Linked DNA regions of Mus musculus: region 1 is linked to region 2. The links are chromatin contacts, found by Hi-C or POLR2A ChIA-PET in ENCODE. All regions are on one chromosome and are shown on one strand. The core of a region is the stretch at or near the end of the contact, and the rest is flanking DNA. Distances in the headings are between cores, read along the strand shown. Region 1 holds the start of Suclg1 (succinate-CoA ligase, GDP-forming, alpha subunit). Region 2 holds the start of Tmsb10 (thymosin, beta 10).

What was found. A loop is a pair of places that touch in the nucleus more often than their neighbours do. ChIA-PET counts read pairs that join two places held with the same protein, here RNA polymerase II (POLR2A).
Region 1: a map of T-helper 17 cell shows a loop between it and region 2 (2.8-fold over the local background). The contact joins the promoter of Suclg1 here to the promoter of Tmsb10 in region 2. A Hi-C loop is called at or near these places in 3 of 37 maps with a recorded cell type or tissue (T-helper 17 cell, adrenal gland and left cerebral cortex). POLR2A ChIA-PET finds 5 or more read pairs at or near these places in 2 of 5 experiments (both embryonic stem cell).

Annotation. Positions count from the first base shown.
Region 1 is chr6:73,246,247-73,251,220 of GRCm38, forward strand. Suclg1 (succinate-CoA ligase, GDP-forming, alpha subunit) reads left to right here and starts at 2,259. Exons shown (of 9, transcript NM_019879.3): 1 at 2,259-2,507. The coding sequence starts at 2,411. It overlaps Gm38834 (a long non-coding RNA gene), which reads left to right and starts at 2,517. Exons shown (of 2, transcript XR_869182.3): 1 at 2,517-3,137.
Region 2 is chr6:72,956,418-72,961,302 of GRCm38, forward strand. It overlaps Tmsb10 (thymosin, beta 10), which reads right to left and starts at 2,066. Exons shown (of 3, transcript NM_025284.4): 1 at 1,920-2,066; 2 at 1,496-1,607; 3 at 930-1,235. The coding sequence starts at 1,595. The coding sequence ends at 1,201.

The sequences.
Region 1 (4,974 bases), core at 1,009-3,508, 290 kb after region 2:
CTGAACCTGTAAGTCAGCCCAATTAAATGTCCTTGTAAGAGTTGCCTTGGTCAAAGTGTCTGTTCACAGCAGTAAAACCCTAAGTCACCATTTAGACTTCCAAACAAATTGTAATACTATGTATACTATTGAAGCTCTGTCCACAGTGAAGATTTCCCTTCACTGGTGTCTTTCAGGGTTGTCCCCAAAAGAGTTTGTAATGCTGCAGCTGTCTATTTCTGGGTGATGCCTGCATAATGTACAGAACCATCAGGGAACCAGGCCCCAGTCTTCTCTTCTCAGCCAGCTGATCATAGGGGATATACCTTGAGGCTATAGGTGTGTGTGTGGCAGCAGACAGCATTGTAATGTGAGTGGAAACCATAGGCATTTGGAGAACTTCTTCATGTAATTTGCTTGTGCCTTCAGGACCTGGTTGGGCCAGATCACATATATACCACTTCCATTTATTAATAGATTGCTACTGTGCACATCCTGCTTTATGACTGGTGGATCAGATAATTTCCAGTGCATGATGAGCAGCTTACAGAGTACCTTGAGGTTATATAGTAACTTGGTGTCCCATTGTCAAACTAAGTCCCAATAGCAGGCTAACAGCTGCCTCTTAAAGGGAGAATTGTCTACAGATGATGATGAAGCCTTTCTCTAAAATCCAAAGGTCTCTTCTGTGACTCACCTAGGGGCCTGCCAAAGGCTCCAGACAGCATCCCTGCCTGTCACTGAGATCTCAAGTACCATTGGGTCTGCTGGATCACCTGAGCCAAGTGGTAGTGTGCTTGCTTGCACAACAGTCTGGACTTCTTCAAGAGCGTTCTCTTGCTCCAGGCCCCACTTAAAGTTAGTAGCTTTCTGAGTCACTATGGACTGGAGTCACACACCCAAGTGAAGAGGGTGCTGCATCCAAAATCCAAACAGGCTCAGTAAACACCGTGCTTCTTTCCAGTGGGAGGGGCCAGACACAATAACTTTACAATAGAAGGATAGCTCTGCATGCCCCAAACCACTGCACTCCTAAGAATTTCACTGAGTTAGAAGGTTCTTGAATTTTGGTTGAATTTACGTGTTACCCATGAATTCAAACTGGCTGCTATCCACTACTCACTTGGTCCAATCAGCATAATGTTGTCAATATAGTGTACACACACACATATTTACAATCTATACTATATGTTATATATACTATGTATTACACATTTTGTTAAATAAATGAAACAAAATGCTTAATTATTAAGTAAAGATTCAGTGAAAAATTTCCTCCTTAAAACCATTGTTCGCGGGCTGGAGAGATGGCTCAGAGGTTAAGAACACTGGTTGTTCTTTCAGAGGTCCATGAGTTCAATTCCCAGCCACCACATGGTGGCTCACAACCAAGTGTAATGAGATCTGGTGCCCTCTTCTGGCTCACAGACATACTGCAGACAGAACACTGTACATAATAAGTAAATAAATAAATCTTTAAAAAAATGTTCACACTGGACCTATTTGGAAAGCACTGATATTTAACTTTACCACAAGGGCAGGATCTACAAGACAAGTACACATGAGAATGGTGCGAATTATAATGACGACCTTACTGAGCTAAAATAACTTTATTGATTATACTGATAAGGAATCTTAGGAACGCGGTTTTAGACAAGAAACGTGGTGCTTTGGCTCAAGGACTTGCTAAGGTTTTAAAAGAGTGGAGTGAATAATTTGTTCCAATTGGGCACAAATCCTATTTGATCTCGAGTTGTAGTCCTTAGGATTTTAGAAAGAGGCATAATTAGCATTAGTAAATAATTAGCATTAGTCGAAGGCAGTGCGCCAGTTTGTTTAATAAAGAGATTCCTGCTTCAGGAAACTGTCAGCTAAGGGGCTTTTTAATTTTAAGTATTTGGTCACTTTTCCTTTTTTCTTTTGCCGGCCACTAGTGCGGATAATTTCCGGAACCGTACAGGGAGGACAAGAGGAGTACAATCTTCTCTGTAACAGGTCAGAAAAAAACAAAGTGCAGGATCACGGTCTGGCACATAGCATTGCTGCCGGCGCCTCCCCTCAGCGTTTGTCACGGCTTTTCCTGGGCGCCCACGCCGGAGTTTAAATCGCTTCCAACCCCTTCCCTTTCAGCACGCTGCTTACTCGGAAAAAAAATACATTTCCCACAACACCACGCGCCGGCCGGGCCTCTCATGGGCTGTCCCACACATTGCCGTTATGTTTATGGTTACCCAAGCCCACATCTACTAAAGAACAGAGCTATTGTTTGCTTTTCAAACGTCATCCTTCTTGTTCTTTTCCACTTGTAACGTTCACTGTTTGAGAAGAGACTCCGAGGAGCGTAAGATATTCAGGCTACTCCTCTAGACACCTTTCTGCGCGAGCCTGAGCCCATGCCAAGGTCCCGGGGTCCTGAGAGTGTCATTGGGGGATGACCGCAACAGTAGTTGCTGCGGCTGCCACTGCAACCATGGTCTCCAGCAGCAGCGGCCTCGCCGCCGCCCGCCTGTTGTCGCGCACCTTCCTCCGTGAGTCGTGCCGGCCCGGCTCTGTCCTCCATGCTTGCGTAGACCTCGGGTTCCTGATTCTGGCCCCGGCGGTGTCCGGGCTCTTCCGGGCGGGCCCTCGGAAGGGGCGAGGGAGCCACCGGTCCAAACGCCAGTGGCAGACCTCGGGGGTGGAGGGGGCTTTGTCCGATGGGGTCGTGGATCGGCCGATGCACTTCGCAGGGCGCCCTGCAGACACGGCAACAATATCCTAGTTCCCTCGGTGACGGGGTGTGTGTGTGTGGAGGCGGGGGGGGGGGGGTGAGGTGGAGGTGGCCTCTGGGCTGGCCCTTACTTGGAGCCAAGGCTAAAGAGGTCCAGGATGAACTCTGCTGGGAGTGTGAGCCCCCGGGTTGAAGAGGTTGTAATTTGTCCCGAAAGATTCTGCACTTGGAGTTGACCGTTCTGTTGAAGTGGTAGGGCCAACGGAAAGGTGGTTTCTGCACCCAGAGTCAACGTGGCCCCGTAGGAGCTTGGAAGCTGACCAATGATGTGTCGCTCTTTACGAGACTCCAATGAACACCTCAGTTTCTGAGAACCAATCTCCCAGGGTTGCTATCCTGCAATGCTGACTCTTGAAAAGTAGTGCTGCGTTCAAAGTCTCTGTGTTAGGTACGATAGGAAACAGCTTGGGAACCGGTCATGTCGTTTTTGAAGTCTGGCCAATCATTCGTATGTGTATAATAGTCTTTTTTTAAAAAGTGATTTCTCGATGGATGTGGTGGCCCACACATTTAATTCCTGCATTTGGGAGGCAGAGGCAGGTATGCGGGTCTTTGTGAGTTCGAGGCCAGCCTGGTCTACAAAATGAGTCCCAAGAGAGCCACAGCTGTTACACAGAGAAACCCTGTCTTGAAAACAAAACGAAATGAAACAAACAAAAGCCTACTAAACAAACAAACAAACAAACATCTCTCAAGTAATAGCTTGGTTTGTGAAGCAGAGCATTGTCCTGCCTATCACTAACAGGAGAAATGATTGCCGATTAAAACTGTGATGAGTGATTGGTTGTCAGGTTTATCCAGATCTAGGAGATGTTAAGAAGTAATGAGTGGTTTGGTTTCATTGTGTAGAATAAGTGAGTCAGTTTACTGCTCAGAAATAGACACTCATGTAACACTCTTTTCTTTGTGACATCTTGTTTCCTCTCGCATCAGATAGTAGGTGAGACTTAGTTTCTTTCTTGGGTATCCTAAAAGTGTTCAAGGATAAGTGTGCACCCAGTAGCTGTACCTCATTGCCAGGTCATTTGAGGACAGAGGTCCGACTTGGTAACTTTGCCAAATGTGAAAGAGTTGAGTGTATTTGGGAACGTTTTCTGGAGCACCTTCTTGACTGATTAAAAGGATACCTCAATGTGCTCCAAATAGAAGGGAAGGAAGGCATTAGTTGTGCCAGTAAGTGCTGTGGCTGGTAGAGTTTGAACACTTGTGTGTTGGGTATGGCCTAAGCCAGCTTATTTGGAATCGTTTGTGGGTTAAGATGTGGAACACCAGATGTGCACATTAGCTAGTTTTCTGGAACACTCACCTATGCACCAATGTCTCTCTCTGCTGAGGTCTTTCTGGTCCAAGACCCAGCCTCCATCCAGAAGGTCTGCTGTGTTAATAGAGGTGTTTCCAGAAGAGGAATGTCTAGGTGATTTGGTTCCTTAAATTCATCCTTAGCAACCCTCACCCCACAGAACTGAACGTCTTTCATCCTAGACTGCAAGACTGAAGGCCTAGAAGAGATTTAGCTTTCTGTTGCTGGAGGCATGCTGTTAAAACTCTGAGGGATCTAAGATCTAAACTAGGATATTTTTGTATTAGTAGTATTAGTATTAAGGTTACAAGTGACTAATGTTTAAAAACCTCTTAGTTGGCAGACCTTGGAATTCTCTCACACCTGCAATATTTCCAAGCCACTGCAGTGGCCATGTTGTCTCACAAGTTAGTGCTGCTACTGTTTTCTCCTCCTTCTCTTCCTCCTCTTCTTTCTCCTCTTCCTCCTCCTCTTCCTCCTCTTCCTCCTCCTTCTCTTCTTCCTCTTCATCTTCCTCCTCTTTCTTTTCCTCTTATTCTTCCTCCTCCTCTTCCTCTTCTCCTTTTTCTTGTTACAAATTATTTAGGCTTTTAGGTTAAAATAAGATGATAGGAATCCCACCTCCACCCTGTTCTTAAATTTTAGCTGATGGCACATAATGTGTTGAGGTCCCAAGTTTTGCAGTGTTGATTTGAGTTAAAAGAGATAAAAAGACAAACAGCCCTAGGTGCTACAGGGCTCTATTGAAGGGCAACTAAGAGACTGCTAAGCTGCCCTCGACCCCTCACACACATTTAATGGCTTAGGAGAGCAAGGGACAATCTTGTTGATGTGGGGAGGATATGGAAATGAGGATGATTTTGACGAGAATATGTAAGAACTTTACAAGCATCACTGAGATTAAAATGAAGTTTGAAAAGAAACC
Region 2 (4,885 bases), core at 816-3,315:
GGTCTCACTACTAGGTTTTAAATTTCTTGTGACCAGGAGGATACAGCTCATTTGAACTAACTGCCCTCATCTATTTATCCAGTCCCTTGGGGGTAAGGCAAAAATGTGGGGCAAACCCTATCCAATTGTTTCCCTCCCTCCCCTCCTACAGGAAAAGGCTACCCCTGTAATCATAAGCCTGCTTCAGTGCCCAATACCCTTGGGCTCCTCCTCCATTAGCCCCACTGTGCTGGTCCCACCCCTTCCCTGTGGGTCATGAAAGGGTGTGACCTCCTTCAGTTCTGCCGCCACAACGCACGCACCCGCTGCTCTCTTCCACCCTCAGAGGATCTGTCTGGGAGGCAGCTCAGCCTATGCTCCCTCTATAATGGCTAACGCATTCGCATAAGGTTCAGAGACAAAAAACTAGGCTGATCTCCGTGGCTGCAGTTCTGAAGATGTTCCGCAAGTTGTGATATAATGCGGTTTTATCTGGCCTTTGTTTTTATTTCACCTCATTCTGTTAACACCCAATAGAAAACCTCGTGTGTTTGTGTCTGAGGGATGGACCCCGACCTCGCCCAATTTCCCACATTCCTGAATGATTCTTTGCATCCTTTCCTCTCAGACTTTAACAAATCACTGCTTCTGGTGTGCGTGAAAGGTTAAGAGGGCAGAAGAAAAGGTAGGATTTGAAGAGCCGATCAAAAGCAAAGCTTAATCTTTTGGACAGCATTTTTCAAAATGGGGTTAAAATTGACATGGATCGCATTAAGGGCGAAGCAACTGAGAACCCAGGAAACCGCATGTCGAGAAGCACGTAAAACAAAAATAAAAACGATACATCCTCCTCACCCATTCTACCACGTCCCCTCCTCTCTCCCTGCGGCACAACTCACTCCCAGACCGCTCTGCCCACGCATACTCAACTAAAAAATTCAGACCACGCCAACCATGCCACGAGGTGTTTTTATTTTCATCAATCATACAAATAATTTTCTATAATATCCCAGGGCAAACCGGTGAAATTTGGCAGTCCGATTAGTGGAGGGGTCCCCTTCAGAGACCCGCGGGCCGGTGGCATCGGCTCGGAGTGCCCGGGTTTCACAGTGCAGCTTGTGGCTCGCGTCCATCTTGCAGGTGGCTCTTCCTCCACATCACGAGGGGGTCTTGGAGATGATGGGGCGGGGTGGGGTGGGGTGGGGAAATCTTCCTAGGCTTTTAGGAGATTTCACTCCTCTTTTCCTGTTCAATGGCTGCGAAGGGAGGGATGTGGTCATTGGAGCTACCTTACAGCCCCCCATACCCAACCCACAAACCTGGTGTGGGTGAGGCACCCACGAGGCCTGCGGACAGAGAAGGGGTTTGGAAGAGACAAAGTGCTTTGTGTGACTGGAAGGGTGGCTGTGGCCTTAGATTCGGGGTGGGAAGATAGTGGCCGGATGGGGGTGGGGGTGCCGGGCTGGCACAGCAGGGAAGGGAGGAGCGCTGGGGTGGGAACCCGGGGCACACTTACTCTCTTTGGTCGGCAGGGTGTTCTTCTCCTGCGTCTCGGTTTTCTTCAGCTTGGCCTTATCGAAGCTGGCGATTTCCCCCATGTCCGGCTTGTCTGCCATTTTCTTACAACTCTGATGGGCGAAACAAGGTGATAATGGGTGGCCAGGGGCTTGGGGGTGACCAGCGCGTCCTGGATCCCGCGCCTTCCGCGAACGCCTCTCAACGTGGCATTCCCAGTCCTGGGCGTTCCCGCAGCCCGGAGGCCGAGGATCCTAGACTCGTCCACCACACCCTCCCTCCGAAGCCCCAGGGCGTGGCCTGCTAGCCCCAGAAGATTCCAAACCGCCGGGTCGCCTGTTGCAACCGAAGGGGAACGCGCCCGCCAGCCATAAACTGGCCCGACCCCACCCAGGGTAGGCCCCAAGGCCGGCGCTGTGCCTTACCGTGGATTCTCCTTCCGAGCTCGCGCTCCAGGTGCTCCCACTCTCGTTGCTGCAGCAAGAGACAAAAGAGCGGCGCCCGCCCCTCGTCTTATATACACCGCGCCCCGCCCCGCCTCTCGCCCGCCGCAACGAGGGCGTGGCCAGCCCGCGCGGAGGGCGTGGCCAGCGCGCGCGGGGGCTGGGGGGCGCTCAGCATCTCCAGGCTGCCTGGGGCTCCGCCCTTCTCGGCCCGCGTTCCTAACCCGTTGCGATCCCGCGTGGAGGGTGGCAGGCACCAGCTCCCGGTGGTCTCTTTTCTTGATATATCTCCTTTTCCTAGTACCCAGGAGCCTGCTGCTCACCCCGCGGGAAGGGCGTGGGGGGGGGGGCAGCGGGGAAGGACTTGGGGTTTTGTTGAATGTATGTGTGGTGTAGGGTTGTGGGTGTGCGGGCGAGCACGCGCGCTCTGCTGCAGCCCTGCTCGCGGGAGACACCCCACCCGCGTCGCCTCAAGTCTCTTGCGTTTGCTCTCCAGAGTCTCCTTCTTTCTATTTTCTTGTGGTTGGTGCTTCTTAAAACAAGCTGTTTTCAGGCATTGTCTAAGGGCGGAGGTGGGAGCTAGGACTCCCGGGAGGGCTCCGCTGTTCCTTTTCTCAGTGGCCTTTTAGAAACACTGTACTGGAGGGTGCGGTTTTTCTCCTTCAGTTAACCTTCAATGTGGTTTTTAGAAGGAAAAAGAGGGGAAAAAGCTCCTGTGCCTGCAAACCTTGCTTTTTCTTGTTAACCCATTCCAGGAGTGGGATACTGCACTCCTGAAAAAGTTACCTCTTCAGCTCCTACAACCCCCATGGACAGTGAGTTCTATTATATCACCCAGGGCTGAAACGCCATCCATCCCCACTCCCATCCCTTTTCCTGTGTTGAATATAGAGCATATTCTACTGATAGAAGAAAAAGAGGAGAAACATTTCCTGAACGGCAAACTTCATGGTTCAGATAGACAGACAAAGAGCAAAATATCTTTGCTTGAAGTAATAACAGTTTAGTGGGGGTGGGGGTTGTAGAGAGTTGTCTCATCCACGTGGGGCTCACCCACACGGTGGCTTACAAGCATCTGTAGCTCTAGTTTTAGGAGACTTGGCATCCTCTTCTGGCCTGCTTGGGCACCAGGTATGAGTTTGGTGTGCATAAAACACTCATGCACATAAAATAAAAATAAATCTTTTAAAGAAAGTTGTTTCTTATGTAACACAATCCTGTGATTTCTGTACTAGTCTCCTTTTTAAAAAATTATTTTCTTTAGAAAGGGCGTCACCTGTTTATGTAGCCATATGTTTATGGATCTCAGTATGTAGATCAGCCTGGATTTGAACTCATAGAGATTGGCCTGTTTCTTGAATGTTAGGCCTAAAAGCCTGTGTTATCATGCCTGGCTTTGTGCTTTTTATTGCATAGTGACTGGTATTCAGGCCCCCTTTCTCTTGTTATTCTGGACCCCTCCATCTTCTATATCCAGGCAGTGGACCAGGAAAGAAAGGAGGATGAAAAGTCACACTAGAATTTAGCCTCAGATTCAGAAGTCGCTTCCATCACTTCTGTCTTCATTTCCTTGGCCTAGAATGTAGTCACATGCTCTTACCCAAAGTCCAGGAAATCTGGGAAACCGAAAGCAGGGCTGGGCAGATTGAAACAGTCTCTACTTGTTGAAGGATCTGCTAAGCTTGAACATAAAACTATCCAGACATCCAGAGATAGTATCTCTGGATTCCGTGCTGGATGCAATGCTAACCTTAAGTTAGGTTTGGACTTCCTGGGCTTCACCTTGAAGTCAGTGCATAAATGTCCAATTGTACAAGGTTGCATCCAAGGTGAACTCCAATCCCTTTTCTCTTTATTGAGGGAAGAAATCTGATTCTTCTAGGTGTAGGCATAGAGAAGAGATGCAGGATTCCCAACAAAGGATCATCAAGTCGACTTGCAGGCATTCCCTGTACTTGCTAAGTTCAGCTCAGCGGCTCCTTTCCAGAAAGAAAACACCATCAAAGGTGCTTAACAGCTGTGGCCGGTCTGGAGATATAACTGAGTTGATAGATGCTTGCCTAACATACTTGAGGCCCTTGGCTTCGTCCTCAGCATCACATACACTGAGCCAGAAACCTATAATCTTAGTTAGTGGGAGTTAGAGACAGAAGAATCAGGAGTTTAAGGCCAGCCTGAGCTACACAGTGAATTAGAGGCAAGTATGGGCTACCTGAGACCCTGTCTCAAACACTAACCAAACATAGATGAGAAAAAAACAGGTCAAAGCTAGCGGCCTCATTCAATCTAACAGGCAAGGACTTTGAAATACCCACAAGTACCTCAACCATTCTCCCACCAGTTTTTACCTCTAGGTTGGCCTTAGTGACTTTCTTCTAGTAAATGTGGCAGAGATGAACTTTTATGACTTCAGAAGCCAGGCCATAAAAGACCACATGACTGTGAGCCACTGTCCCAGAGCTTGGTGCCCCCGGGCTCTGAGAGAATCCAACATCTGGAAGGAAAGGCTGCACGTCTGCATTCCACAGAGTGCAGTGGAGACAAGCTGGCCCTGTCTAAACTGAACTTAGGAGCGAGACACACATGGCGGCTACTTGAAGTTATTACGTTTCTGAAAGTTTTGTTACAGAGCAACAAAGAAGTGGAACAGCAGAAAGCAGGAAAAAGTTAGAACCTAGGGGTGCCAGAGTTGTCCTCTGTGTCTTCCATGACACTCACACACATTTAAATCAGTATTTGCTGGGTGTATATGGAGTGTGTGGAATGTGGAGGGCAATAGTGAGACACTCGGAGTAGAGAAAGGATCCAAGCAATAGGCCTTCCGCCTGGTGTCCACTAACTGCTGGTGGTGCCACGATCGGTGACACCATTCCTGTCTGCTGCTTGGAGCAGACTATCTTATTCACTGATGGCTTCCGGTAAGCTGCCCGACTCATAAACAATCACAT